2 separate regions of the Mus musculus genome follow, and region 2 is linked to region 1. Evidence: chromatin loops called from intact Hi-C (ENCODE). Cell type or tissue: left cerebral cortex. All regions are shown on one strand. Each heading gives the region's core, and the rest is flanking DNA. Links, peaks and the distances in the headings are about the cores only. Region 1 holds the start of Gm34477 (a long non-coding RNA gene). Region 2 has its middle 250 kb from the start of Gm51671.

Region 1 (16,111 bases), core at 5,177-10,176:
AATCATCTATTAATACATTTAAGGCTATGCATTTACTTCTAGTCATATATTTGGCTGCATCCACTATTCCTAAAATGACATTTATTTATTATTTTGGATGTATATGTGCCTGTGGACATGCACCATGACACACATATGAAGGTCAGAGGACCCTATCATGTGGATTTAAGGACTGAACTCAGGTTGTCAGACTTATTGGCAAGCATCCTCACCCATAGAGCCATCCAGCTTTGTAAGTTTCATATATTACACTTTCATCAGCATTCATGGTTTCCAACTTCCAGCAAGTTTTCCTTTTTGATTTGCATCTTACCTAAAACATGTATGACAGGCTGAATTCTCTTTTATTATAGACGTCTAGTGTTAGGCATCACACACAGAAGCGATTTCTGCATGATTCCTATGTTTTAGACTTTGCTGATGATGGCCCTCTGGTCAGGTTTGGGAAATACTTTTGAGCAGTTGAGAGAACACTGTACTTCACAGTTATTTGTCCAGTGTTATATACACGTCAGTGAAAACGTTGATTAATCATGACATTCATGCATAGACGGAATTATATTTAGCTGTAAAGAAAAATGAAAATTATGAAAATTTCAGTAGAATAGGTGAAAGTGGAAAATGTTATAAAAGGCTCAGAACGAGAAGCACTATATGTTTTCTCTCACATGAAGATCTTATCATCTAATTGTTAAATAAACGTATCCAGGTAGAAATAAATATAGATAAAGGAGGGTGAAAAGATATGGCAGGGAACCAGGGCAGAGGGATGACAAGAGAGCAGAGGTGCAATCAATGAAAATGAAATATGTATGAAAACCCGACGTTGAAATCTATTACTTTGTAAGCTGATTAAACATTTTCCAGAAAGTTTCTTGATGATGATGTTCAAATTTGACATGTGTCCTTCTGATGTATAGTAGTTAGCTTGTCCTACCAGTTTTGAGAAGCATTCTAAAATTTCAATCTCACGTAAGAAATTTATATTCATCCTTCACCACTGTTAATGTTTCTAAATTATCGGGTGTTGGGGGCAGATTATAAGCCAAACACACATTTAAAAGTGCACATATCCTCCCTGGAGAACACCCTTCTCAGTTTACAGAATGGCCTTTTCTTCTAGAAGTCTATGGCTGCCTGCGATCCCTTTATTCTTTTTTTCTATCACATGGGCTCAGGCATGCTTCAATTAAGAGCCATGTGAGTACTGTTTGAAAAGAAAATTCACAGAAATAATTTGAACTTAGGATGACATTTTTCTCTGTATGTGGTTTAGCCAGCCTTCAGAATCTGCTGTTGGCCCAAACAAAAGTGAGTCATAGTTCCGTTTGTGGTCCCTTTATTGATGCAGAAAATCAAATATGTGTATGTGGCCTGAAAGCAGAAATAACTTTATCTAAAGGATGGCAAAAGGACAGACAGAAGAGGGAGAGGGAAACAAAGAGGGGAGAAAGAGGTCTATGCTCAACATATAGTACATACATATGTGACAACTTTTAAAAATAAATTTTAAAAAGGTTTAAGGAAGTTTGGCATTTCCCTGGGTCATGCTACATAGTTAGGCATTGTTGTGTCTGCTCTTTGGCGGTTGGTATAGAATCCAAAAGGACGTGTGCTCACTTGGCTCTTCTCGGTCCAATCAGGGCTTCAACTTTGCCTTCCTACCCACTGAGAGCAGGAGATGCTGCTGAGACAATGGTTCTCAACCTGTGGGTCATGACCCTTTGGGGGGAGGGGATCAAGTGGCCCTTTCACAGGGGTCACATGTCAGATACCCTGCATATCAGGTATTTATATTACCATTTATAACAGTAGCAAACTTACACCTATGAAGTAGCAACAAAAATTAGTTTATGGTTGGGGAATGACCACATCTTGAGGAACTGTATTCAAGGGTCACAGCATTAGGAAATGAGGAAGGTTGAAAAACATTGTACTGGGGGAAAATGTCTCCCATATTCTGCTATTTTTTTTTCTTTTTTTGGCTTCTTTACTCATTGTTAGTCTGCTTGTGTCTTGTGATATCTGATAAAGATCTTGAAAAACTGCAGCTAACTTCTGCTATGCCCTCTTCTTTACTGGGCTTCTACTATGTTCTATGAAGGTTGGAATAAAACTCCAACAAGGATTCTGATGGCTAAACAACACATCATATATAACTTAAAGTGTTTCTCTTTAAAAAAGAAAAAAAACCAAAACAATGTTTTGAATTTGGCTCCATTTCACTATTCCTACTGATGCTGCTACAAACTCTATTTATTTCTAGTTGGAACCAAGGCATCATGTTTTTAATTGACTTCTTAGTTTTCTCTTATCCTCTTTCAACCCATTCCTCATCTGGCAATTGGATTCTTAAATATGTAAATTGAGTCCTGTTATTCATGTGTTGAAAAAAAAATCTCTCAATGATCTTTCATCTCAGTGTAGGGATAAAAATGAAAGTCTTGATTTTGGTGTTTGTAAAGGATTGTGTTTATCTGTGAAAACAGACTTGACAAAGATATTTAAACAAGCTGAAGATTATTCTTTCCTGTAAAAGCACGTTGAAGGCTTTGTGGGGGATGGGGGTGGGTGGGCGTGGTCGCACAAAGTCCAAGGACATCTGGTGCTTTACTTCTGATCTTCCTGGCAGCCGGCATTGGCTTCTGTCCCTCAGGATGACTCTGTCTGTGTCACACAGGCCTGGTGTATCTCCAGTCATCCCAGTTATTTTTCACCTGAGGAGAAGAGACAGAAAACATTGCAAAGAGGCTCAAGCTTTGCCTTGCCTTGTAGGATCTTATCTGGAAGGTTTCACTGGAAGATGCCCATGCGTATCTCCTTAGATAAACCTAATCCCTTGTCAATATCTATATTCAAAATGGGCAAAAGATAACAATTTATTTAAATACATTTCTAATTTCCAAGCAAGTGAGGCTTCCACAGGAAGAGTGAAGAGGGGAGAAACCTTCAGACCAACTATATAGAAAGTTGACAGTCAACTGAATGGCAAACCATCTCTCCCTTTGCCTCTGCCAGCTCTCTGACACAAGTCTTCTCTTCCTATCACCTGGCTGTCCAATGGTCATGCTTATTCTGAGAGAACTGAGATTATCTTCTTATCTTTTTCATTAGTAATCTTAATTAGATTACCTTTTTCATTAGTAATCTACAATACTTAAGTGAACTCGGGAATCTCTCTCAGGAGCCTTTTGTCTCAACAGCTGTGCCGGGCAGCTAGCTATAAGTGTCTATATAAGTTCTTGCTATCGGTTTGTTTTCAAATCATTCACACTATTCATGAATTATGAAGAGAAAGGACCATCACACATAAGACTATCCAAAACAAGGCAATCAAATGAGAATCCCAGCCGAATTTCTAGTAGCTGCACAGAACAGATAAGAAACTTCTCCCAGAAGGCAATTGTTCTGTCTCTGAGCATCTTACCTTCCACTCAACATTAAAAAATCCCCTCAGGCTAACATTGTTCATTACCAGAGTTTCTAGTTTTTTGCTAGTTACTTTGGTTTATAATGAAATGCAAACATCGAAGCCTCACGGGTAGGCTATTGTTTAGTAAGTAATTCAGAATACAGAAAGTAGGACTTGTCGTAACATAAGAAAGTTTTACACGTGGGCCTTTGAATAGTAGACTGATACAAGATGATTTTTTTTTTTAAATTTACATGGCTTGATAGTTTAAGTTGATCGTCAATTTGACAGGATCTAGAATTGCCTCGGAGACAAATCTCTGGGTATATCAATGAGGGGTTTTCTAGATCTGACTAATTAAGGAAAGGCATACCCTAGCTGCCTGACCAGATGGAAAAATAATGAAAGGGCAGAGTCATTCACTGCTCTCTGCTCCTTGAGTGCAGATCAGACTGGACCAGCTGACTTCCCTATCCTGACTCACTGACCCCAGGAGCAGTGATCTAAAATAAACACTTCCTCTCTCGAGTTACTGCTGTCAGGTCACTTTGTTGTAGCAACTGAACAGACAACTAACAGCTTGATTTTAAGTTTGATAAAATAGTTACAGCTAATATTTGGTCTTATGTGCAGTCATCACGGCTAGCATGACAATTTGCAACTCAGCTCCCTGTTACTCAGCTATCCAGGTTGTATATCTTGTGGAAAGAGAAATCTAGAACAGAGGTCGTGGCACTTAGTTTGACGAGAGAAAAAAAAATAAAAAACCAACCAAACAACACCCCCCCAAAATCCCAAAAATAACAAAACAAAACAAAAAAAAAACCCTAGCTATATCTCACAGGGGATAAAATCAAATTTGTTCAGTTATTTTGCTCTAACCATTCTTGTGGCTCTTCTCTTGAACCTGGACATAACACAGCGAAGAAGTCTGGTGAGCTGGCTCACCGACCCAGGACACTCTCATGCTCTGTTCCCTGAGTCAGAGGAGAGCAGGAAGGAAGGGCTGTGCCTCTGGGATGTCTCTGGGATGCATGTGAACCCATCACGGGCACACTCCCTGGGCACCCTCACAGCATGTGGGATTCTCAGTCCCTCTGCATCAGTGTGGCAGTGTCTGCTTGGTGCCTGCTTGCCTTCGCAGAGGGGGATGGGAAGGCGATGGGGGAGCCAATTATGGCAGCTTCTCTCTGCAGTGTGCAGAGTGGCTGAGTTGTCATTCATTATGGCCTAATGTTTAGCTGCAGTATGCAAACCACCAAGGCTGTGAGGAATCACAGCTGAGAAGGGAATGCCTGACAGAGGCAATAAAGCACCTTCTTCTTCAAGAGGCTCCACCGCAGGGTCACAGCATTTGCATGCGGATCCAGTTGTGCTTGCAACTCAGGTTATTAATTATTATCCAAATCACCCCCCTTGTTACCTCTGAGCTCTCATTATGGCTGCAAATACAGGTATGTTCAACTCCCACCTCACTGCCCTCATATATTACGCCACTACTTTGTTATATAACTACGGAGCCCAGGAGCTCATCAGAGGGACTTTAAACAAAATAAACACTCTACAGAGGGGTGCTTTCTTTTTGTTCGGCTGAAGGGATAGCGGGTAATGTAAAATACCTTCACACTATAGTCTCACAACCATACTCATCAAGACCTTCGATCCTGAGGTCACCTTATGTCATTTGGTAGCTCTGCATCCACTCTGCAAAAGGACAGGCTCAATCAGGGATGCCTTTGGCCATATTCACGACCAGAACCAGCTGCAGCCCGGAAGGCAGGAGTATCTCAGAAGCAAGAGGTTAACCTGATCATTGTTGTTTATTGAGGCCCATATAGAGCTTTTCACAAACCTCAGAGCTTTATGGCTTGCAGACTGACCCCATAACTCTGCCTGCTGGAGAAACACGCCTGCCCTGGCTTTGGAACTCTCCCCTTCTGTAAAATCACCAGCAATCCAGCTATAAACGATTTCCTTTGGAAGTGTGGGCTGTCTCCTTGCCCTCAACAACCTCTCTCTCCCTCCCTCCTCCCCTTCCCTCTCTCTCTCCTTCAGTCCAGTATCTAAGAACACTCTTTAAACAGTTAGCCTGCTCCACTAGTCAATGCCAGATGATTTACCAAGAAACCTAAACTGCTCACATACTGTTTTGGATTTGATATCTTTTGCTTGTAGGCCTGTAAGCTTCAATAATATTTATAGCTATTAAAATTGTCTCCTGCATGTACATCTCTGGCACTAGTTTTATATAATCAAATAATACTATGATAGTTGTATCATATATCATTTAATCTTGTACTTGATGTTTCTATCAACATTGCTACCATTATTTAAATTAGTGTTAATAAGTGAACCTAGTTACTGACAAAATTCCTCTATTAAAGGCTATAACCATGAGAAAACATGCATCTATATACCTTATCATTATTAATATTTTATTGTTTCAAGTTAGACTATCTAGATCAGATATATCTTCTAGGAGTATATCCATTTTCTCTTCCTCTGTGATATATATAAAATATATATGTGATATATATGTAAATATATGTATGGTTTGTACTAGATTTTGTTGAGATGCCATCCCAATCTGGAACTTTCTGCCAATTAACTTAATAAAGTTTTGAATGAGTCTCCATTTTAATAGATCCAGCAAAATAGAATCAACACTGATAAATGTTTGGACTTCAGACAGTCATATCTTATCCGTGTGACATCTTTGTTTCATGAGTGTTAAAAAATAATTCTTTGACTACATATATGTAGTCAAAAACCACCAGAAAGCACCGAATCTGGATCTCCACACTCCATAGCAATATGATTCTCTTCCGTTTATTGCCCACTTGGAGGCTAGAAGCTGACTTTCAAAGCTTGAGCTTTGCCCTTTGCAATAGGAAACATGGAAGCAGCAATGTAGAAGCCCCAACCATGGGCCACAGACCCAGCATGCTAGCCTAAACATCTCTTTCCAAGCCGACGTTAGTCACTTACTACAAATGAAATCTATAACATGGGCACTGATCCCCCTCAAATAAAACATACCAAATGCTCTCCAAAGAGGCAGCACATAATGTTACCATTAGGCTTCAGAGCTAACTCGCAAAGCCCTTGTTTTCCTCACAGTCTCATGCTTCATCTTCAAGTGTCCCACCTCCCAGTCCTCACATGGGCAATGTTCAAGCATCTTTGCAAATTCCTCTCTGGGGCTGAGCTGTACAGCTCTTCTCCCTGGTGAAGAAAACATCAGCGCCATCACAATATTGTCACATCTGGTTTTTGACGCAGAGGCACATCACTCACCTCAATTGTCAAGACATAACTTCTGCTTGTTTCTAGAAATTAAAATCATCACAAAAGCTCAGAAGTTGGCTTCCCTGAAAATACAGACTAAACATAATTAGAACTATGAAAAATGTGCTTTTTAAAAATGGAATCATCTATGAAATCAATATTCAGCTCACGTGTATGGCTACCTCTCCTCCCCCAGACCCTGTAGCAATCATCCTCTCAGGGATGCTCCAGTCTCTCCTGACATCTTTCTTAGCCAGGGTTTTAGTATGTGCAATAAACTGCATGGAAGAAGTGGAGGGACTGTGTTGTGATGGGTTCCTGCAGGAAAGAATCCGGCAAGTCTCAAGCTTGGGACCAGGAATCAAAATAAAGGACCTTGATGATTGATCACCTCTCTTTACTTAATGCTCTTCTGGACTTGTTGGGGTGTGTGGAGTCATCAGAATATTGATGAAAACAATGATTCCACACTGTGTAATCTCCCAGCGATGGACCAGGTTTGTTTTATCACTGACTATCATGAGCATCACTGAGCAGCACTGTTTGGAGAATTGGTCAAACCATGAAGTGGAGAGGTAGAGTCATAATGCAGTGCCCTGGGGAAGGGAGCTGAGAAAGCTCTGGAAAGCTGCTCTTTGGGACAAGTGACAATGGGATTCAGCAACTGGACAGGTGATGGTAGAATTCAGGTCCTTGGAAGATGTCCAGAAAGTCAAGAGCTTCTAAAACAGTGAGAATAGGACTTGAACAATGGTCCGTAGGATGCCATGCACTGAAGGCTGTGTGGTGGATAGAAGAATGTGGGGCTACTTGCATTTTGTAGGGAAACAACAATTCTGTAATGTTCATTTACAGTGTCAAAAAAATAGCATTTGGTGGTTCACATACCTCCTTTGTATAAAGAAGATAGCATGTGAGAGAGCGCTCATTCCACTGATTGACATTTAGCAAGCTTTTACTATGTGACAACTTTTTATTGAAATGTGTGATCTTTGCAGAATCACAGCAAATCAGAAAAGCGTGAGAAGTCTAAAGGAACAAATGCTATTTTGATTCCCAACAAGGAAAGAAAGGAAAAGAAACCAAACTTTAAAAATCCCAAGACAACAATCTAATCCACACAGCATCTGAGGAAATCTTGACATGGCAGAAGCCATGACTAATGGTTCAGGTGGAGCTGGGTCCACAAAGAAAATGTCATGCTGTGCTAGCTCCATTTATTACTTTGGAAGTACTGCTAGGTAGCTCTAGTTATGGTAGGGCAGTGAGGTCTATGTAGCTGGATTTCATCAAGGTGTATAATAAGCTCCTTCATGATACACAACTAACAGAGAAGTATAAATTGACTACAGGATAATCACATTAGAAAGTACATGTGTGACTGTATCCAAAAGGTAACTAAAGAACTATCACAATTTAAAATGTAAAAGAGAATAGCTGAAGCAAGGGCTTGCTGTATAGCCCGTGTCTACCTTGAACTTAATGATTCTCTTACCTCAGCTTCTTGATGCTGGAGTTCTACGGTGAGTGCTATGTCATCTGGCTCATTTTGTTGTTGTTGAATATATGTATAAAGCAAGTTTAAAGGAAATTTCTCATCACACTTGTCCAATATACTCTATATTCAGGAAATTTTTAGTCTTATGAAGTGCAGGCCAGGTTTGCTTCTTTCTTCTCTTTCTCTTCTGTTTTTCTTCTGGGAGAGATGCCAAAAGCAGTAGGGACAGTCATGCGAAGGGATCCATTTTTCAATCCATCTTCTGATGTTCACATATAGGGCGCTTCCCCGTGTGTATATAGTATCCATCAGTCCACAGACAATGTTCCAGGGAATTAAACTGACTGATGATTGTAATTGCCGAATGTATGATGCACTGACAAGGCTCAACTCAGACGTGTGAGAATCCATGACAAGCACACTGCTTGCCAGCCCCACGGCTGACATGCACATACATATTTGCTCAGTGTTCGAGGAGCACAAAACTACAGAGAGCACAGAGCCAGAAGGATCAACGCTGTCATGCTCTACCTGTCTCCTAGCCCTTGACTCTGTCAAACTTGTTAATCAGTTTGTAAGATCTTGTGCTTATCTAGAATTATGCTTCAGCGAAAGCAATTTAGCCATCCCCTGTTGTTGCTCCTTTTCATCTTTGCACACCCAAATTGGTACTTCAAAGTGACCTTACTAACTGGCTAGATGCTTTTGCTCAGGAGTTTGGCAGTGCCTTTCCAGTTTAGAAGCTTAGGAAATGTCAGGTTGGGAATCCAGCTCTTGGAATTAGTAAGGATCCTGTATCGCCCAGTAACCACATAATTTATCATTATCCAGCATAAAATACATTTGAAAGTAGAAGGGAGAGCTATTTTTAAGTTGGTAGTGTCACAAACATCCCATGGAAGTGTCTGAGACTGTGATGGCTTGTATATGCTTAGCCCAAGGCGTGGCACAATTAGGAGGTGTGGCTTTATTGAAGTAGGTGTGTCACTGTAGGCGTGGGCTGAAGACCCTCACCCTAGCTGTCTGGAAGTGAATTTCCCACTAACAGCCTTCAGATGAAGATGTAAGACTCTCAGCTCCTCCTGCACTATAGCTGCCTAGATGCTGCCCTGCTCCCACATTGATGATGACAGACTAAGCCTCTGAACCTGTAAGCCAGCCCAATTCAATGTTATCTTTTAGAAGAGTTGCCTTGTCCATGGTGTCTGTTCACAGCAGTAAAACCCTAACTAAGACACAGACGCACTAGGAGGCATGCATCCCATTTACAGCAATTCAGGTACTATAGAGATTAAGAAAGGCTTTGTGGTCAAAGAGCAGATGGAGCTTGGGGATTCCTATGGAAGAATGGGGGAAGGATTTTTGGCCTCAAAGGGATAGGAAGTCCATGGGAAGACCAATAGAGTCAACTAACCTGAACCCTTGGGGCTCTCAGAGTCTGAACCAGCAACCAAAGAACATATATGGGGTGGACCTAGACCTCCCTGCATACATGAGGCAGATTCTTGCAGCTTGGTCTTCATGTGGCTCCCAAACAAATGGCGTCGGGGCTATTCCAAAAGCTGTTGCTTGTCTATGGGATATATCCTTCTAGCTGGCTGCCTTGTCTAGTGTCAGTAGGAGAGGAAGTGCCTAGCCTGGCAGAGACTTGATATGCCCTGGGGATACCCAGGGGAGGGTCCCTACCCTATCAAAGGAGAAGGGAAGGGTGATGTGGGGAAGGATTGTGGAAGGGGTAACTGAGAGGGGGGCAGTGAGCTGGACGTAAAGTGAATTTTAAATAAAGAAGAAGAAAAGAAAGACTGTGGTTTTCAATTGACCTTTAGCCTCCTTACTTGCAGTCCATTTTCAAAACAAACCTAGAATGTGTTGCTTCTGTGTGGTCCCACATCTAGTTCCTGAAAGCAGAGCAAAATGAAAAAGAAATGAATACACTTACTCTTCCCCTGGACTTTTCAAGAGTTACATCACACTCGGAGAACAGGCGACTCCTTTGTTCTTCCCTTAGGCCAGGACTTAAGCATACGTTTCTGTCCCAGTCCCTGCCAGGAAAGGGTCAAATGCCAGTTTCTGTGTCCTGTAACCTCTAGGATAAAAGTCAAATGCTGTGTGTGGTTCTCTTGGAGCTTTGATCACCTGACTTAATGCAGGCAGACCCCAAGCCCACGTATGTTTCCTAGGGCTGTGCTCAGTGGGTACACGCTGGACACGAATAGCTCTTCCTCTTGCAAAATGTACCCAGAGCATGCTCCATTTCACTTTGGAAATCACTCGTGCCCAACACCTGTGCTTTCATTCTTGGCCTTGGGAGTCACAGCCTCGGGAACATTCCACTCTAACTTCCCATAATGCTTCTATAGAACATTCTTATGAATTAGGCGTCAAATTTTTCACTTACAGATGTCTGTGTTGACCTTAGTCTCTGCATCAAACACCATTCTCTTGGCAGATGCTTCCAATTTCTCCTTCTTTACTGGTGACAACATTCTGATTTAGTTTAGAATGGTAGTGGGCCTGTTTTTTCTTTTTTCTTTTCCTAAACCCAAAAAATTATTCATGATCTTCAGACTCTGTTAGGGACCGAGGCGCACATGTGACAAGGTGCTGCTCTGCGAAGTGGAAGTGGCAGTTACTGGATAAGATTTCTGGGGAGGCTTTTATAAAGGACAGAAGGGACTCATCTATCCTCTCACCTGCTGCTCTTTTGTCTTTCTCTGCCTGGAAAGCAGGCAGGGTGCTTGGATGTGTAGCTGCCATCCTCAGAGCATCAAGATGAAAGCCCACAGCAAGGATGGCAGAGTGGGAAGATGGGAGTGCCTCTGTCCTACCTGCCCCTGAACCTGTTGACAAGTGCCAGAAGAATCCTTTAGGTAAGGGGCCTGAGAGTTGCCTGTGACTCACAACTGGCTTCTAGTTCTGACAGAGCTTTCCAAGAACTGAGACTGTTTGTTTGTTTGCTTGTTTGCTTGGATTGGAATAAGGAAGGATTGAAATAACTATTCTAGCCACATGCACTAGTGTGAAAGTCAGGAGTTATCCCCCATCGTTTCCCCAGCCCCCACAGGACTTGGTTGGGAAAGGAAATAAGAAGGACTAGAAAGTAAAGCCCGAAGTCTGTTCTGTTTTGTAACCCAAATCCAAAGCTGTCATTGTTCCTCCTGTAGCTCTGATCAGTGTGTGAAGGATGTGGAAGGATGCTTCGGGATGGGCATCTACTCATCTCCCAGTCCATGAGGCAGAGCATGACTCATAATCCAGCACCAATGGATGGAGATGAGACCAGAGGAAGGCTTGTCCTGAGATGGCCTCCTAGGTCTGGCAACAGTTTTGATGTCCTCAGTATGCCTTAGTTACTGTTCTATTGCTGTGAGGAGACACCATGCCCAAGACTACTTATAAAAGGAAGCACTTAATTGGGAGCTTATAGTTTCATAGGGCTAGTCCATAGTCATCATAGCAGGGAGTGTGGTGGTGATGAGTAGTCATGGCGCTGGAACAGAAGCAGAGAACTCTCATGACCCTTAAGTTGTAGGCAGAGAGAAACCAACACTGAACCTAACATGGAGTTTAGAAACCCCAAACCCCACCCCAGTCAACATACCTACTTCAACAAGGCCATACCTCCAAATCTATCCCCAAGTTTTTTACTAGCTGGGGGACAAGCATTCAAATACATGAGCCTCTAGGGACCATTCTTATTCAATCCACCAGAGAGTATATCACTGATATCTGGAATTTGTGTGAAGGGTGTTTTCACCTCCATGGTCCAGGCCAAACATATAAATGCATGTGAATATACAGTGACAGATACAGTACAATTGATGGTGAAAGAGTCTTTCAAAGTAGGCATGGTAAGCTGGTATAAATGGGTGAACTGGCATTTTCAACATGCTCAGACAGTTTCCCTACCTTGTCCTCTAAAGGTCGTATCTATGAAGCTGCTTGAGGATAGATGAAAGTCTGTCTTTCTTTTATTGAGGATGGCAATTATGGTGGTTTTAATCAGAATGTACCTGCACCCCCATAAGGTCATATGTTTGACTATTTAGACACAATGGAAGTGTTAGAGAAGGGTTTGGAGGTGTGACCTTGTTGGATGAGGTGTGTCATTGGGAGCAGGCTAGGAGATTTCAAAAGACTAATGCTGCCCTTATGAATCCCCTCTCTGCTTCTTGTTTGTGGACCAAGATACAAGTTCCACATGCCTGTTGTCCCTGTTTGTTGCTATGCTGTCTTGCTAGGATGGACTCCTTACCCTCTGAAACCATAAGCCCAATTAAACACTTGCCTTTCTGAGTAGCCTTGGTCATGGTGTCATGTGTAACAGCAATAGGAAAGAAACTAAGAACAGATAAAGACCAGACAGCAGCAGATGATCCTGAAGCACAAATCCATGGGGAGTGTCTCTGTGTGAATCTGTGTGTGGGAGTGTAGGTATACTTGTGTGTGTCAGTGTGTATGTATATGTGTGTACACGCAAGTGGAAGGCAGAGGATGACTTTGGGTGTTATTCTTCAGGAGCTGCTGTCCTTGTTCTTTAGTGACAGGGTCTCTCACTGCCTTTGAAACTTATGATGTAGGATAAGCTGGCTGACCAGGGAGACCCAGGGATCCACTGATCTCTGCCTCTCCAGTGCTGGGATCACAAAGTGTGTGCTAGAAGACCCAGATTTTTTTTAAAGTGTGGATCAATCAAATTTAGATACTAATTCTATTTACTTATGCATGTGTTTATTTATTTGTATGCATCTGCAAATATGGTGTATGTGCGGTTGCTCAAACCTGAGCATGCACAGTCCAAAGGAGGATGCCAGATACCTTGCTGGATCATTCTCTGACTTATTCCACCCAAGACATGACCTCTCACTGAACCTAGAGCTAGGCTGGTGGACATCAAAGCCATGTAATCCTCTAGTCTTGGCACCCTGCACAGTGCTGGAGTGACGGGTATGTGAGGCTATTCCCAAATTTGTATATGGATGCTGGGAATTTGAACTCAGGGCCTCATAATTGGGCAGCAAGGGCTCTTACAGAGCCATCTCCCCAGCTCCCTAATCTAGTTCTTACAAAGCAAGCGCTTTACCTGCTGAGCTACTCCATGGCCTGCTGAATGTCTTTTAACTAGTCAAGAGAACTGTTTATTTCATAATGTCTGGAAAAGTTACCCTGTAATCTTACAATGTAGCCAAGAAAGAATTGAGTAGGACTGACAATTCAGGTGTGGTGAGAAAAAGACAAATTCTTCTGTTCCCCTGCTCTTCTAGCTCTTTCCATCTCCCTCTTCCCCAGCATACAGTCTGGGCATTGATCATTTCTGATAGTGCTTTTGTGGTTAGCTCAACAGGTGATGAAGTAGATTCATGTTAGGTTTTAATACTGTCACTCATCTTTGACCCCATGAGACACAGACAATGAGTGTTTGATAAACTAATAAAGGAGACCAGTTGTTCCTGGTATTGATAACAATGATGTTAAGTACAAATCTATGATGATAATAGTCATAGCTATGTATATTACATCACTGTTATAAGACATTACCCATGGTTTATCATTACTTCACAAGGGATAGTATGGAGATATGTGCAGTGGGTGAGTTATAAAAACTAGTGAAGCAAACAGTGTAAAATGGCAAAGGCTGGCATGGCCGCAAAGTCAGCCTCACCCAGGAGGCTACTCCCTTGCTGTACACTCCGGCTGAGCCTAAGGACCTGGACAGATAGTGAACTCTAGGCTTTTTTGTTAAAGATTTATGTATGTATGTATGTATGTATGTATGTATGTATGTATGTATGTATGTATGTATGTATGTATGTATGTATATGAGTACACCATTGCTCTTTTCAGACACACCAGAAGAGGGCATGGGATCCCACTACAGATGGTTGTGAGCCACCATGTGGTTGCTGGGAATTGAATTCAGGACCTTTAGGAGAGCTGTCCTTGCTCTTAACCACTGAGCCATCTCTCTAGTCCCCCATAGTGAACTCTCTTATTTCAAAATAAATGACATTTCTAAAAATTTCAGGAAGATGGAATGAAGGAGTGAAGGGGGCATCTCTGATAGCTAAACAGCTAACTCGGTCGCCACCATCCCAGGAGAGGTATTTTCCAGGTCTTCCACTAATGAGTCTGCAAAGTTGCTGCAGAGAAAATGGCTGCTGGAGGTTTCCTGTAGAGACCCCCATAGATCCTCACACAGATCTTCCCATGGTCCTGTCATGATCTTCCCATGGATCCTCCCATGGATCCTCCCATAGATCCACAGATTGTCCCAAGATCTTCCTATAGATCCTTCCACAGATCTCCCTGAGATCCTTCGGCAGTCCTCCCAGGATCCTCCCAGATCCTCCTGCCGTCCTCTCCCCTTGAATGTTGGAAGGCTAAGGCAGGTAGAGTGTTGTGTCTTATGTTCTTTGCTGGTGTGGGGTCTGAAGTTGGGAGGCATCGAGGGAGGACAAATACACAGTTGGCTTAATGTTTTCCCAGAGAACAAAAGAGGATTCCAGAAGAGTGTTCCAAGAGTAAACTCTACCCCCTTCCTGAACCCCCAACTCCTAGTCCAGGCCTTCTGTCATCTTCCTTGGGGGCAGACCTTCTGAGTTCAGGCTGAGGCTGACTTGCAGCAATATAAACATCACAGCGTTCCCATGAGAATGAAGCTTGTGCTGCTGAGCTATTGTAATTTATTAATCGCAATTATTTCAAGATGAGAATGTAGAATCGCTCTTTGGCCACACACACACTCACACTGCACATAAAAGACTTGAAAATACCAGAAGAGCAGTTTTCTGTGGAGAAAGCAGAGCCTGGAGACGCCAGCTTTAGTTAGAAAGAGATGGGGCTGAAGGGCCCTAGTACAGCCTTAGGTTGTGTATTGAGATTTTTTGTTATTTCAGGGGCCAGAACTCTGTCTTGTGTTGCCCGAGGTAGAGGTACCTGTGGGATTGGCTTACCATAATGAAAAACATCTGCAGTTTGGGAAATGTCCCTGAGTATCTTCATCACTGTTTTTATTCTCTTTGTGGGCAGCATACCAGATGAGACTCTTATTTCCTACAGGGGTCTTGGTGCTACACAGAGGACGTTATATCTTTGCCTTCTAAAAGGATTTGGTGTAGATGTATGAAGGCTGATTGCCCCTCAAAAAGTAGAATTAAGCATCTTAGTGAACATTTCGAGGTTAATTTTCTTTATTAGGCAAGCTAAGTTGGCCTCAAGATGGGGGTGGCAAAGGACGAGTGTGGAATTACTCCACTTAGTGTCTAGTATCCGTGGTCAGGGTGTTGGTGCTGGCTCCCAACATGAGTTCTAGAGAGAGAAGGAGGTGAGTTTCCTGGGGAGGAAATTCAGAAATTCTCTACACAGAGTAATGGATAGCAGGGAATGGATCTCTATATGCACAGGAGATTGGCCTCACAAGGGCTTTACCAAAAGAGGGGGGGGGGAATCAAATCCGGGGTATAGAGAGTCAGGATGTGAAGAACCCCTGGAATTCTCTCCTGGGGTTGTTCCCCCTGCAGAGTGCCTTTATGAACACTGGTGAGATACTTTGTCTTCATTTATATGAAAAACCCAGTGAACAAAAGTCCCAGGGACTGAGGAGAGAGAGAGAGAGAGAGAGAGAGCCAGGGCCTTTCAGGAACTGCTTGATGGGAGAAAGAAAAGTGTGCAGTATTTGGGCTTCTCTGTTCCTTCCAGGATACTCTGAAGGCAGATCCAAAGTGAATTTGGGCAATTAGGAAAATCTCAAATGAAGGGGGATCACGATTACCCAAGTTGTCTCTCTCTAGGTCTCCTGAGACCTCCAGGGGATCCCTAAAGAGGGAATCGGGGCTGTAGCTCTGAGGTACCATGAATAGGAGACACTAAATAAATTGTCAAGGGAGGATGCTTCTTGGCCATGCCCTTCCTCT
Region 2 (16,111 bases), core at 4,814-9,813, 1.3 Mb after region 1:
AGGGCCGTGGGCTCCTAAACTTACAAGTTACAATATTTTATCTTCCTTCAGCCACCACACTTGATCTAAATCTTAAGTCACCAGTGCCATGCTCCAAAGCTAGTGCCTACTCTAGGGATACTGATTGTGTTGAGGGTGCAGAAAGTTGCTGCCTTCTTTCAGTATGTTCTCTAGAAGCTCTGGGCCCTTTAAAGTGAGAGATACCTCCCAATCCTTGGTCTCAACAGAGCTAACATCCCAGATGCTGAAAAAAGTCTCACTCTATATCATTTTACTTCAGAAATATAGTTTCTTTTAGCTCAAGAACTTTTCAAGAAAATGAAGCAACATAATTTCAAAAAAGGGGGCCAAGGCATAAAAACCATAGAAATTTTAGGCCTTAAAGGGATTTTAGAAATGACTGCTTTTTCATCATCTATGAGGAAAACAGGTTTCAGAAAGGGTAATTGACTTTCCCAAGGCAATGGACGTCTGTAAGAGCCCTTCAGGAACAGTGCTGGGTCCATTTCCAGATTCCACCATCCCTAAATTCATAGAAGCAGAGTACTTTTGTTCATTGTGAAGAAAATGCTTTCATGTTATCACTAGCCTTGTTTTTATTGTTGATGCATACTGAGAGACTTAGAGCTGAACACTGTGATATTAAAATTACAGTATGTTCACTAGGAACACCTTCAAATATGGAGACAGGAACTTTTACATATTTTGTTGTTGTTTCTTGTTGTTATTGTAGTATTTGTTCTTAGTGTTTTGAGACAGTTTCACTGTGTACCTCTGTCTGTCCTAAACACAGTCTTCAGACCAGGCTGGCCTCAGACTCAGAGCTCCTCCTGCCTCTGCCGATCTAGTGCTGGGATTACAGGTGTGTGCTGCCATGCTTGGCTTAATATTCTTGATTTTGCTTTCTTGAGGAAGAGGTAAATGACATATAAATGAGTTGTTGTTACATACTACCTCAAAAAAGAACTTTCAGGATATGGCATGTCTTGATAAATTTGGCCAATGCAGTTTCTTCTCATCAAAAAAACCAGAAACACTGCAACTCCACATGCCCACAGTTCTTTGCCACTTACAAAGGGCTTCCTCACACAGCCCCTGAAGCTCTGCATTGAGAAGTAGGATTATGATAATGACCCTGAAGAATTGTGAATGCCTTTGAAATTCTCAAAGGAAAATGGGATTATGCTTGGTGTAATTTGGTGTTAAGTGATAACGCGTTTATCCCATATGTAATGTTGGCAGATGGACAACATTTCTCAGCTATGCAGAACATTCCAGTAACTGAGGTACTCACTTCCCAAGCCAATTCAGACATTGACCTTTTTTTTTTTTTTTCTAGTGAGACGACACTGTTGTGGAAGGGACAACTCTAGAAACGTTAGTACTTCCTTTCCCAGAGGATGCTGATAGACCAGAAGTAGATGTAAATAATGAGTGCATTGTAACATGATGGTTCCCATGACTATGGAGGCTGAGAAGTTCTGTGATCTTCCATCTGCAGAGTAATACACTCTTTGCTTTTACAGACTATTTGAGTCTGGGGTATCATTCTTTGGCAAATCATGAACCCTCACAACAGCCAGGAAGCCAATAATAATACAGAACCCAGACTAGTCTGAAGATGGAGATGTGGAGAAGATAAATATCCCAGCTCATACAGGCAGACAGAGCATATTCCACTGCTCTCCAGCCTCTTGTCCTGCTCAGCCCTCACGTCATCTGCTCTGCACAGCCCACCTGTACAGATTGTAATTTCTTCTGGAAACATCTTTGTAGACATGGGTATAATAATGTTTAGTCAACGATCCAGGTAGCTCATGATCTGCTTAAGATGATATATAAAAGCAGCCATCCTGTTTCATCTCTGATTAAAACAAAACCAGCAACAACAAAAACAAAAATAGACCTTGATTTCTGATGGTTCTCCATACAATCTTTAAATGGGAAATGGCTGAAGATGGCCTGCTGCAGAGTTCCATAGCTCCTGTCAGTCATGTGAACAGTGGAGGAAAGTCCTGATGGTGCCTTACAGAGTGCTGGACTGTTGATCAAGGATGTTTGTGAGGCTGTGGGCCCAAGGAGGAGAAAAATGGGGGATATAATGACCTCATTTGTTTGTTTGTTGGTTGGTTGGTTGGTTGGTTGGTTGGTTGGTTAGTTGGTTGTTTAGTTGGTTTCTATTGTATGGCTTTTGTCTCTAGCAGAAATTTTCTATTTTCCTGAAAAGTAGGTCATTTCTGCTTTCTACATCATTTCCATTCCTGCGTCGTTTCCCATTCCTGCGACGAGTCTTTTCCTGGTTCTACCACAAAGAAAGAGACAAATCTAGGCAACATCTGTTCCTGTGCCTATGCACCATGGAGAGGGACCTTGTTACTACACTGCCTTCTTACTCTGAGGCAGGGGAGGGAGTCCTATTGCAGTTATTTCCATGTGTATGGCTAGAAAGACCCGACCTTTTCTATAGAGGGCCACACAGACACCTTTAGGACACTACAAAACAAGATAGGAGGGGACACTGGGAGGGATACCTCAAATGCAGTATAAACCAAAATGCCTTCAGAGACAATGTCTCCCAGCTTTTGAACCACTCTTCTACACACAGAGTCTACGGAGCTTGCCAATAAGCAATGAAACCTTTGCTTTGCTCCAAACACTTTATCTGTTAACACCTTAACTGATTAAAAAAAATTCCAATAGCCCAGCCGCTGTCTTTGGTGGGTTAGTGTATTTAAGGGAAACTTCTTCACTTATAATATTTTCAGCTTGTGATAGGTATAATTGAGGAGTGTGACCCCTTGCAATTCACAAAATCTTACTGTATCAAAAAATTCTTAAGCTATATTCTAGAAAGTTATGCTAAGAAAATAACTCCATAAGCACGGAAGCCACTGCACAAGGAAAGCAGTGGTACTTGGTTTTCAATTTGAAGGAAGAACCTCATTGTCTAACAAAACAGGAAAGAATCCCAGAATATTATAAAACAATAAGATGGAATTCTCTGTAGTCAATAACGCTGAGATGCGGAAGACAGCTGAGTGACCTCTGGTTGCATCTGTGCCTCTTGGTTTATTGAGGGATTCAAGACTTGATGGTAAAAATCATCATATTGGTTTTCAAAGCTGCATTTCTGTAAGTTTGTATAAACTGGAAAGAATATTGCTTCACTTGTGCAACGCGGAAAGACCATCCAGTGCACATTAAGTCTATATGATCTTGGTTGAAGGAAGACATTTTGACAACGGAGACCACTGAGATGATGCAGGGGAAGGGAGAAGGGTTGATTTGGATGCCATGGGTTACAAGACCCAGCTAGATCTTTTTTTCCACCAGGAGAGACTTTAGGGCAAGAACATGAAGAAGCATGGTGATAAAAAGACTGTCACCAAGTGTGCACTTTAAGACCTTCATGAAAATTGCATTCAAGATTGACAGTGGTCCAGCCTACCCTCCCCAGCTCCATCCACAGCCTCACCAATGCAGGATACTTATGCTTCCAAAGGGGTCATCTTATGGATGGAGGCAGCACATAATGAAGAAACTAGAGTGAAAGAGATTTGTGTTTCTAAGCTTATATGAGACACGCCAACATTTCAGGACACACCTAGAGCTGAATCCAGGGTGAGTAACTGGGCAAGAATCTGTCTCAAGTTGTATACACAAATCTGTTGCAGGAGATTTCAACCTCCTCCCTTGATATTTCAGAATTCTTTGCAATCAAGAGCAAGGATGTATGATATGACCATCAGCTACAATGGGCCCCTGATGCTGAAGTGGCAGCCAAAAGCACTGCCAAGCAGTGTAGGTTCATCTCTAGGCTCAAAATACCACGGAGAGAGGAAGCAGCGTTAGATTGGAACTGCAATTAAGGCCGAAGACAGGGTGGAAAATGGTGTACAACAAGACTTAAATATATATTATTTATGGTGTGCTTGGCTTCATGGTGTGTGTGTGTGTGTGTGTGTGTGTGTGCGCGCGCACGCGCACGCGCACGCATGACATGCATGTTTCTGTGGGCATGGGCGTGTGCTTAAGCCAGTGGAGGTCAGCAGTCAACCTTTGGTGTTGTTCACAGATGTCAACCAACATACACCTTATTATTTGAGATACTCACTGAAATTCTTCAATTAAGTAGGCTATGTTAAATGGTGAGCAAGCCCTAGGGACATGTCTCCAGTTTGGAGTTTACAAGCATATGATTGTCACCATGCCCATCTTATTTTTTCCCCTGCATGAGGCCCTGGGGTTCTTCTTGCTTATACAGCAAACAATTTAGAGAGTGAGCTATCCTCCAGCCTGAGTTTTATATTTCAAACTCATTTAATGTTCACAGTAACTCCAGGAAGGAGGTCCTGTACTTGATTTTAAAGATGCAGACATGAAATTGCAGAAAGGTTAAGCGACTTTCTCCAGGTCACACAGATAAGATGTGGCAAAGCTGGAGAAGGAACCAATAAACATTAGAAGTCACTGCACTTTGGAGAAACTGTAAATTTCAACCGTGGACTTACTGTGTGATAGCAATTTTTTTTTGTGTGTGGGCTTCTATTTGAATATTTTTCCAGAAACTTCCAATGGTAACAGTTACCTTAATAAATCTTCTCACAATTGTAAGGCATGTTGATGTGTCTGTAGTCCCAGGACTCTGAAGATGGAGGTATGAACATTACAGGTTCCAGGTTATCCTGGGCTGCATAGTTAAACCTTGTGGATGATGATGACAATGACGAAGAGGAAGAGGATGATAATGATGATTTTCCAAAAGAAAATGTTTAGCAGGTTAGGTACCTGCTGTTACCTCCATGCTCCAGAGCTTCTACATTAACCGGGTTGTATGCTGGCATATCTCAACAAATGGATGGCCTCGTGCCCAGGCTCAAGAAAAGACATGACAATCAACACAATTCTGTACTCACAGGAGAGAACAGACTAAGAGAGAGACCTGACAGTCTATGCATTCTCTATGACTTGAGTCCAATCTTCACACTCTCAGCTACACAGTGAGGGAATTGGAGCTCCATAATCCATGGCTTGCTACCCGCAGGCACTGACCTGAAAGCAGGCAGAAGATAGGGTCTCATTTTGCAGGCAGGAGTCCCCTCTTTCCAGGTGGTTGCAGATGATGTAGCTGATGGAGTGTGGGTGGCTGTTCTCAGAGGCTAAGGCTGTGGGAATAATGGACGGAGGTCCTGTAGGCTTGGCCTGGGCCCTGCCTGTTTGTCAAGCACTGGCTAGGGACAGCATTCACGTTAGTGATTCAGCTGGAGCCAGGCTGGCAGCTGAGCATTTTGGAGAGCCTGCCTGTCAGTCAAGGCTTACACTCAGCCCTTAATGGCTCTTCCCTTGTCGTTTGCCTGGTGTCGCTTTTATCTTAAGTGAATTTAACAATGGTGAAAGGTGCCAGTCTGAGGTCCCCAGAGAGGAGCTTTGCTGGGAGAACAGTTGCAATGAAAAGTCCCTTCCATCAAATCATCCCTGCTGCTCCACCTGGAGAGTAAGTCACCCCGTGGCTGCAGGGACACCCTGGAGGCTGGGCTGAGCTTTGCCCAGCTTTTCCCCTGCTCAGAGGGCATCCTTTAGGACAGGCAGCTACATGCAGGTCTGCAAAACTGGAGACATCTTGCAACTGCTTTTCCCCTAATATTTACACCCAGAAGCGTTTCTTAAGGAATTTAATCACAGTGTTTTGGGTTAATTTATAGTTACCCAGTCAAAGGATTCTTTCCAATGAGTCGCCCAAGAGAATTTGTTAGATTTATAAACACAGTTACGTCTTTAAGGACTTTTTCCCCCTACTGGTCAGGTTCAAAATAATGAATAAGCCACCTATGAACAAGAGACAGATTTAAGTTTTTAATCTAGTGAAGTTCATGAGAGGTGTAGTCCTCCCAAATGAGTCACTGGAGGGTGAAAAAGGGCTTCAGTTTACCCAGTTGGGCCTGAGAATAAAGGTGGTGGTGTAAAGTGAGCTAGCAGGAAAGAGAACAAGGGGAATCGAGGCAATGGGATAATAAAGAACACCTGCAGACACAATGTGTGCAGCTGCAGACATGATGTGTTCAACTGCAGGCACAATGAATGCAACTGCAGGCTTCGCCTCATCCCCAGATCGGTCGCTCTGTGTTCTTGCAATTAGAATGGGAGTTTGAAGTCACCAGGGAAGTAGTTTCCCATGTAATCAGTGACTAAAGCTCAAAGTTAAGATTATCCAGTTCACAGAGATAATAGCTGTGCATCTAGACTGAACCGCTCTGCATCGAAATCCAAGCCAGCAATAGTCAAATGAAGTGGGGCCAGAAAGAAGCCAATAGCCACACCCACCAGTGTGTGTGGTATGGTAGATGTGTGTGTATAGTGTATGTAGTATGAACGGTATGTATATATGTGGTGTGTGTGCATGTGTGTGTGTGGTGAGTGGTGTATGTGTGGTGTGTGTGTTGTATGCATGTTTTCTTACATATATGGGTGGTATACATATGTGAATGGTGTGTATATATGTATGTGATGTATATATGTATGTATGTGAGCATGTGTAATATATATGTTTGTGTGTGTATGTAGTATGTGTATGGTGTGGTGTGTGTGGTATGGTATGTATGTTTAGTGTGTGTATGTGTGTATGCAGTATGTGTGACAGTGTGTATTGAATGTTGTGTTGTGTGTGGTTTATGTGGTATGTGTATGTATTGTGTTTTGATATATGTGTATATATGTATGGAATTATGGAATATGTAGTAAGGTGTGTGTGTGTGTGTGTGTGTGTGTGTGTGTGTGTTGACAGAACACATCTCCAAGAACATCCTATTGCTTACCACTTGAAACAGTAGGACCTGCCTGCTGGAGGCTAACTTCCCTTGTGTTCAGTTCATGAAGTGCTGAGGACCTCTGATGGCGGGACTGATGTACTTGATATGAAGCAAGGAAGGCAGTGTCAGCAGTCTATGTGGAGTGTGCTATATCCAGCAGTGTTGCTCTCAGTGCGGCTTTTTACAGATAACTATAGTCATTGCCAGGATTTAAGGGCACTCCCAGGGACCAGAGTACTTCTTTCTTATTTATTTAAATGTACACACATTTGCCACTCAAGTTTTTTCAAATAAGGCCTTTCTCTGAGTTGCAATGTCTAAGTTCCAAAAGGAAGACACAGAGTTCCAAAACGATGCTTAAATGGTGCAAACAGGTTGTGTGGAGTCTGTAAGGACCTTGACCTCAAACCCCATGGCTCTAGGGGAAAGCAGTTCACAGGTCATCTTGAGGAAAGAGATGCCAAAGGTGACAGAAGTCAGAGGGACTGTGACAGAGGCCAGACAGGAGCTTTCCCATGGATTAGTACTATCTCCAGGCACTGAGGTCTAGAAAGACTCCTGGGAACCAGGGCTGGTATATAGATCAGGACCAAAGGATCAGAGGGAGGGGATGACTCCAAGTGGGTAGTAGCAGAGGACCACGGACAGATGAGTCCAGACCTGACTAGCTACCCCGACATCCACAGCCAGTAATGCACCCCTGTGTTTCCCATCTGCATTGTGTCTGTGCTTCATCCCCTTTCTAAAACCCTCAGTCTTCCAAGCCCATTTCCACAGACTGAAAATGCCTTTCGTTTATACTGTCAGAGCATCCTCCATAATATAAACAGATACTGCGTTCTCTTCGCTGATCCACTTACCACATAGGTGCGGCTCCCTTTCTATTCACATCACAGTTACCTAGCAGTTCTCAGGAGGCTAGAGATTCTCGGGGTGAACAAGAGCCTCTAGTTAAAGCCTTCTCTATGTATCAATAGCATTACCTTTCCAGAATCCCTGATTCAGTGTCCTCTACTTTAGCCCCCAAATCTTCCTCCACTCTTAGTATAGGACTTAGACTAAGTACAATAAGTCCCTTGTTTGTACTGAGTTCAGGCCATGGAAAGCATCGATCAGGACCCCAGCATTTCCTAAGCTCTTTAAAATAGAATCCTCATGCCTCTAAGCCCTTTCATGAAAGAAAGATCCTTGCCACCCACGTGTTGGCTTCCTGAGAGCATCTAGCAATTATATAGTCTGGATGAATCTTGGTGAGCACCCAGGCATACAATGTGTGGTGGCAGAGACCTGCACTCTTCCAGGATCCCCACAAACAAGAGATTAAAAGGCAGAAGATGAATGGCCTCTGCCTCAGAAACAGCTGCTGCTGCTCCAGCATCTGCATGGCCAGTTGATTTAGAGATTTGTGAAGAGAGCCTCTGAGCCCCAGGCTCCTGCCAAGTGGCTCACCAGGAGCATCCCCGTGGCAGGAATTATCGCTCCACACCAGGTGCTGCAGGACAAATACCTTGGAGCTAGGAGATGAAATACACCTGCTGCTGGAGAGTCCTGCAGAGACCCGGGCACAGCCCCGAATGGCAAGGTCATCCTGCCCTGAATGTCATTCATAGTGACTCCAAGATAAGTCAGTAGCACTCATCAAAGACTGTTCCAGAGGGATGTGCCAGGGCCCTGCTTTTGATGAAAGGTCCTGGTGGTATTGCCAGTTCTCTATTATTGATGTCACGATGCCTGCAGATGCAGGTGGGTACCAGTCAATCCAAACAATAGAAAATAAAACCATGTCCTCCTAACTATGAATGATGGCAGGAGCCTTTCCCCTAAGCACGGCTTCGCAGATATTTTAAGTACTAACTTACTAGCTATAGGTCAGCCCCTCCAATAAAAATTAATGTCCTAGGCACTAGGGAGATATCTTAAAGGGTAAAATGCTTACCTCATAAGAACCAGGTACTGAGTTTGATTCTTAGCACTGATATAAAGAGCCACCTGTAGTGTCGTGTGTGCTTGTTGATCATAATGTGGGGAACTCTAGGTCTCAGTGAGAAGCCCTATTTCAAGAAACAAGGTGGGTGTCTCCTGAGGAACATTATATAGGGTTGACCCTAGTCTCCAAAGGCATGTCCATTAACTCCCTCACACAAGCAAGTATGCACACACACACACACACACACACACACACACACACACGTATGTATGTATGTTTAGGCACATATACACACAAACCACTGTTTTAAAAAATCTGGTATGATCACATATATTTGGGAAACTCTGGGTTTTGAAACCATGAAACACATCTCTTTGTGCAAGACTGTTCAAAACGTTTACTCTGCTGAAATTTTACTATGCACTGGAATTTTCCAAAGGGGAAGAATGCACGCAGCAATATTTGAACACAAGGACCTCTTTACCAGAAGTACCTATTAAGGCAAGTGTTCCTCTAATCACACTTTGGGAAATGCTTCCTCAGGCTAACATTAGAACGGTCTGCATTCTCTGAGACCAAATGATGCTTGAGGAAGAGCCCAGGGGGGTGCTGAGGCCTAGGTTTTAAAAGTGCCACAGGAGGTTTAGAAAGAAGGAAGGAGGAGGGCGAACTCATCCGCCCAGGGCGGGAGGGGAAGCTAAGACTCCTGCCTTGCCTTTGCTGACTCTGGAGCTTCTGAGGGAGGCATTCTGCTGTATTGGAAGGGCTTTGCCTCGACGCTCCAAACAGGGCGTTTGCTTTAAAATTTGGCTGGTGCTATATATTATCAAGGGAAGAAAAACTGAATGAAGGTCCAAAGCTTCCTTTCTTTAAGGGCAAAGGTGACTACATCAAATGTTTTCCTTAAAAGGCAAGGTTTCAGACTAGAGAGGTGGCTCAGGGATGAAGTGATAGCCACACGAGTATGAGAACCCAAGTCCGGATTCCCAGAACCACATAAAGCCAGATGTGGAAGAGTGTGTTTGTAACTCCAGTTTAGTTGAATTCCGGAAAGCTCACAAGCCAGCTAGTCTGGACTGCACGTTGGAGAACAATATAAGAGGACTGTCTCAAAGTGAAAGGTGAAGACTGATGGTGAAGACTGATGTCTCAGGTTTCCTATGACCTCTATTCATAGGCTGTGGCATGTTCGTGCCTGCTCTCATGCATGTGTGACACTCACATACCACACACATACCACACATACACACATCATACACACACACACCTACCACACACATCATACATATACATGCCCCATATACAAAACACACTATACACACACCACACAAGCACCACACACACACACACCCCATACACAAACACACATCATACACACAGCACATACTCCATGCACACACCATACACACAAACACACATACAGACCACAACCCTTTCATATAGTGAAAGTCTCACAGCTGACAGGAAGTATAGAGATTTACTCTAACATACAACTCTATCAGTTCTCCTGGCCACACTGGATGCAGCATCTTGTCATTTGCACCCCTCCAGGGACAGGCACCTAACTACCTTATCCCCCCATCAGAAAGCTCAGAGTATAGGGACCTAGGACCAGAAACCTCACACCTTAGTAGCCAGATCACAACCTTCCAGGTTTCCCTGTGCTTGCTGTTTTGAGTATAGCATTATGCATTAGCCTCTGCCGGTAAGTAATGCAGACTTTAAAATATGCATCAATAAGGAAGGCAGACTGCGTGTCTAGAAAAAGCACAAATAAAGCAGTCATGCCAAGGTCTTCCAAGTTTACTACCAGAGGAAAGGCAATTCTGTGGGTGTGTACCTTGTGGGCTAAGAAGGTTGTGTACAGAAAAGAGGTGATACCTGGGAAAGGGCTTTGGAAGAACGTGAGCAATCTTTCACATAAATGTCAAGTCTTATTAGTCACAGCAGCAATGGTGAGAACCACAGTAGGGCAGAGCGAGAAGGCTGGTGAGAACTGAGAGGAAAGAAAGCACCATACATTTGAGGAGGCAGGGGAGTGTGTGGCCCAGAGGATCTGTCTGGAAGGTCAGAGCCACTCAGTCAGAGAGGAAAGGTACTGAAGACCACTGCCCTGCTCATAATAACGCTACCCCAGTTACTGAACACCTTCTGCTATGTTAACTAAATCTGGGCATCACCCTTCATTTCGCCCCCACTCTGGCCCTCCCTCCCCATCTGTTGTCGAGGCGGGAAAGCCTCTCTCTTAAATCCCAGGAGGCTCTAGGAGGTGAACAGTGCTCACAATTTTTTTAATTAAAATGAACTAAGAGGCTTTTAACAGGTAAAGCGATGCGAAACCTTTGCTGTGAAGGTCTCTCTGTGTCACTGGGCATCATTTAGCAATTCAAGGGGAGATGTACTCCTGGACAAATGAGGCGTTAAGACTCGGTTTCTGGATCACTGCTGGCATCAGGAATGGACTAAAAGGGAGACATATCCTTTGTTGTAAGGACCTCCTGTCTTCCCGTGTCTCTGAAGGACAGCTATACACCCCCCAAAATGTGTCCTTTACCCTTGAACTCCTATTCATCTGGTCCTTGATGCCCCGATGAAGCTGCCAAGCATGACAAACATCAACTGATTTTAGTCTTGGGTAACAATGAAGTCATCCTAAATCGCTCATTAAAAGGTAAAAGAGCTGAGGGAAGGAGGTAGAGTGAACATACAGGAGGTAGGAATCTGGTTGGGTGAGGGCGTGTGCTTAGAGTGTGTGAAGGTGCTTGGATATGCCTGCCTATATTTGTTGCATGTCCACATATGTATTATGTATGTTAACATGTCTGTATCTGTGCCCTTATTCATGTTTGTGCATGCTTAAATATGGTTTTGTATATATATATATATATATATATATATATATATATATGCAAACAAGTGTGTGTGTATGTGTGTGTGTGTGTGTGTGTGAATTGCTTGTGTATGCCTGGGAATGTGTACAAGGCAGAAATCAGGCATCTAAACTCTAACTTGTCACCTCCTGAAACCTCTCGTCCCCGGGATCTAAATGTGGAAAACAGGATTCTCTGACCCTCCAGTCACAGAAAGCATTGTTGCGAGGCTTGGGTGCAACATTCAGAGCACATTGTCCATTTGCCCACAGACCTTTGATGACTGACAGCCTTTTGTCTCCAGTGCCCATCACAGCAGCGCCGTTCCCCTCCTGGAGTAGCTCCTTTAATTGAGCCTGGAGCCTTATTCGCTGCCCTTTGCCCCCTCCCAGACATGTCAGGGGGTCTGCATCAGTCTACCTGAGAATCTATGCATATTCCGGGAATCTGAATACAAATGTCAGCTTTCTATGCAAATCAGTATGTGTGGCCTATGTCGAACTGTGAAATGCTATTTGTGGCCAGTAAGATCACTGTGCCTTACGTGGGAACAGTGGGTGAAATACTTTTAAAGCCAGTCTAATGACTGACATTCCTGGAAAACCACAGAGGAAGGAAAGAATTGACTTTGCTGAGTTGTTTTCTGGCTTCGCTAATATCACGGCAATGTCCCCGCCAGTATCATATGCACACTCAGAATAGCAATACGTAACATTTTAGCTAGTATGTCTTATGAATCACTAAGGGTAAAACGGCTCTGGGTGAGTGGCGAGCAGCATGCTCCCACAATTCCATGCCTTCTGGGTTCCAGTCTGGTTCCTTTCTCCCCTCAGCGCGCTTCCTCCTGGCCCTTCACAGGCGGCATACTTTTCTTCATTCCTGCTCTGTCCTGGTCTGAGACCCTATGTATGTCCACAAGATAATGAGAGATGAAAGCTTAAAATCAGAATGTACCTATTTGGAGCCAGCTAAACATTTCCAGTTGCCATGCAGGCATCTGCCTAATACTGGGCTGTCTTCCCTTGATCTTATATGCCTGGCTATTCAACAAGGACAGCAAGTGTTTGAGACTCAGGAATGAAAGGGGTGCTGTTCTTTCCTGGGGCTACAATCCATACGTTACATATGTGTGTATGTAGAGGTTGGGATGTAAAATAAACGTAAGTTTTAGAAATACACCCGGGCTCCAGGCTTTCGACTGGAGCAGCGTTTCTCAGCCTCTTTGGGGGTCAAGCAACCCTTTCACAGGGATTGCCTGAGACCATCCTGATTAGCAGGTACTTACAGTATAATTCATAATAGTAGCAAAAATCACAATTATGAAGTAGTAATGAAATAATTTTATGGTTGGAGGTCACCACAACACAATAAACTATACTAAGGGGTTGCAGCATTAAGACCATTGAGAATCACTGCTCTATAGGAAGGCTAAGTCTCCCTAGATGTGATGTGGGTGGCTGCTTTTTGTGAGAATGGCATGAAATAGTGTGTGTCCATATCCAGTGTATCACTTACACATAATAGGTACTCAATAATGGCAAGTTTTAATTATGATTTATGAGAACCCCTGAGATGTGAGGTGCTAGGTTAGGTATGACATCTATAAAAATTTATTTCACATTTGGGTCCAGAATTCAGACTCTTAATCACCATGCCAACGGCTCTCAGCCATAGCTGACTCAAAAAAAAATTATCCAGAGCCTTTAGTTTTCCCTAATTACAGACTTCAGATATGACTTTAAAGAATTCCAGTCTAATAATTTGAGACAAGACCTGGGAATCTGAATTTTGTAAAAGCTTCACAAATGACCCCAATGGTCAAGCAGAGACAAGAAAGGATTGTCTACCCAGCCACTTGTATTCACCAACTAAGTCAGACATTCCAGAGGACATGATAATAGCAAAGTCATTGGTAGGGCTGAGGAGGTGGCTCAGAAGTTAAGAGTACTTGTTGCTTTTCAGAGAAAGGGGTTCTGTTCCAGGACCCAAATGGTGGCTCCTAACCATTGGTAGATAACTCCAGTTCTGGGGATCCAACAGTCTCTTCTGGCCCGTGAGGGCACCAGACACTCAAGTGGTGAACAGACATACATGCAGACAACACACTCATACACATAAATAAATATAAAACATCACTAGTGCAGTGGTTGATGATGTAAGTAAAGGTTTCCAAAATAAATATGCAACACATGTTCAACCACAGTCTAATACAAGTGTGGAGGATGTGGAAACATCTTTGCAAAGATTCCAGGTCTCTCTCTGGAACATCTTCTTCCCCGAATCTGCTGAGAACCACGGACCAAGGATGTTTTAGAACTTGAAGGCCAGATCTTAGAAGTGCTTAGGCACCGATCCTGGCTGAGATTTCGAAGTCCGCATCCACACCCAGAATCCTATTTAATTCAGTAGCAAACAGACTTTTAGGAAATACTTTGACGTCAAGAAGGGAACCCATACAGGGCAGAGGACTTGTCCTGAATTGGGAGATGTTATCATCAATGATAATGAGAGCTAGGGGTTGAAAGATGGACATTTATCTTTTTATGATTCCTTAGCAGGAAAATGGAAGTTATTAATTAGCTGTCAAGTCCTGAAGATGAGGTGCTTCAAAGAGAGAGTGTTTAGGCAAGGGAACAATCTCATGTTGAGATTATGCAACTTGGTGGGGGTGGGGGGTGTCACAGTGTATCTTGTGAGTGCCCAGCTCAGAGGTAATTGCCTCAAGGGACAGAAGACAGATGCAGCCTCTCTCTTAAGTGACAGACCTACTGGTAGATGCAGCCACTTACTTCTGACAGCAGCCCTTGTGGGTCTGAGGGACTTGGGAGGTAGAAAAGGTCCTGGTTAGAGGTGTGTTTCATGGAGGATGGGGAGGGAAGAAGACAAAAGAGATTGAAGGCAAGTTTGTATACTGATTCGAGAGAGCAGCAGACTGCAGATCCATAAGAACTGGACAAGTCTAAACATGGATAAATAAATACAAGAAAAGTGTTTCTATAAAAAACTTCTCTATAGGCATGTCAGCCCCAAGTGAGTAAAGATTATTATATTTTCAAGCCATCAGTTCCTACCAGAATGATCCAACCTGTTCAACCCAGACATAAAAATAAAACAAAACAAAAACAAAAACAAAAAAACCAGAGTGCCATATTTAGACATTCTGAGAAACTGTCAGATGCTGTATCATAGAAGAGAAAGCCAGGAAGAAGAGCCAATAGTTACCAGACACTAACTCTGGAGTTAGTATTGTAATGATGCCCTTGTTTCCAAACCTTGTTGTACCTTTCAGTTACCTGAGATGCTCTAAGCTCCTTAAAAGACGTGACAGTTTATGAGGTAGGAGGTAGGCATGAACAGTTTTAGAAGAGTCTTAGGTGATTCCGCAGAGTGGCCAACCTGGGAAACAACCGATTTCACACCTTATTCCTTTAATCTGAAAAGCAATCCTGTGAGACAGGCATAATAAAATTTAAAAGCCTTGTTTTACAAATGAAGTGACTTGGATTGTAAGAAAATAGTCATTTGTCCAAGGCCAACCAACAATTAGGAGCTCGGCTCTTGACTTAAGTGCAGCGGTGTGATCCGATGTCAGTGCCTACTCTATGGTGTATTGGTCTGCTCAGGCTGCTGAAACAAGAGACCACAAACTGGATGGGGTGCAGAAGGAAGTTATTTCTCACAGTCCTAGAGGATGAAAGTCCAGACCAAAGTCTGACAGCCTGGCTCACTTGTTAGGGTTCCCATCCTAGCTTCCAGAATACTGCCTTTGGGCTGTAATACAGGATGTATTACAGAGAGATGAGAACAAAGACATAGCAGTAGAGGGGATGGGGGAAGAGAGGGGAAGGAGGGAAGAAGACCCATCAGACCACAGTCCTATCCTCACAATCTCATTTAACATTATCACTTCTTTATAGTCTGTGTCTCTCAGCACAGTCATGCTGGACCTTAAGTCTTCAATATAAGCTTTTGAGGGAGATGTGGTTCAGTGTGTAGCATACAAAGTCTGGATAGTCCTAACTGCACAGCAGGTAACCAGTAGCAACCCTTTACTTATAAGAAAATATTCATGTCACACAATAGTGGGTCAACCTGTGCAAAGATATCACCACCCCGTTGAAGGAAGGATAAGAAGACAGACTGAAAACTCTACTTGTACGGTAGAGATTTAGGCTGAGAAGGGAGAACGCATTTCATGAAAGAAACTGTTCAAGCATATTTAAATGTTAAAAATCAAGACAACAACAAAAACCTTCACGTATTATTTCAGCCTCTGTTTTTCATAGGAACAAACAAGAGATTACAGGAGATAAAATGATTTCCCTGAATCCAAATGTATTCCAGGGAAGCCTCGCTGAGACTAAGAAACAGTTAAGCCATCTGCCCCATTCCATGTCAAGGACCTTGGCACTGTCAAGGGCAGACTGCTCATGCACTTTACCAGACATGAAGGGTAAGTCTTAATTCTTTATTTTTTTTCTGGGATCAAGAAAGAAAGAAGAAAGTAG

What was found. Peaks named below come from ENCODE experiments on the same cell type or tissue, not always from the same donor. Only the 100,000 strongest peaks of a DNase experiment are listed, where the experiment ranks them.
Region 2: it touches region 1 in a loop (2.0-fold over the local background); 5 of 42 quality-filtered maps call a loop at or near these places.

The regions. Positions count from the first base shown.
Region 1 is chr1:169,356,752-169,372,862 of GRCm38, reverse strand. Gm34477 (a long non-coding RNA gene) reads right to left here and starts at 8,354. Exons shown (of 3, transcript XR_373695.1): 1 at 8,196-8,354; 2 at 6,452-6,637; 3 at 2,580-2,717. In left cerebral cortex, for the core only: no CTCF peak of the experiment used is centred there; a DNase peak (open chromatin) is centred at 7,676.
Region 2 is chr1:168,084,025-168,100,135 of GRCm38, reverse strand. No RefSeq gene overlaps it. Among named protein-coding and RNA genes, the nearest start is that of Gm51671, 250 kb to the left of the region's middle. In left cerebral cortex, for the core only: CTCF peaks have their summits at 5,776 (motif pointing left) and 6,880; a DNase peak (open chromatin) is centred at 6,879.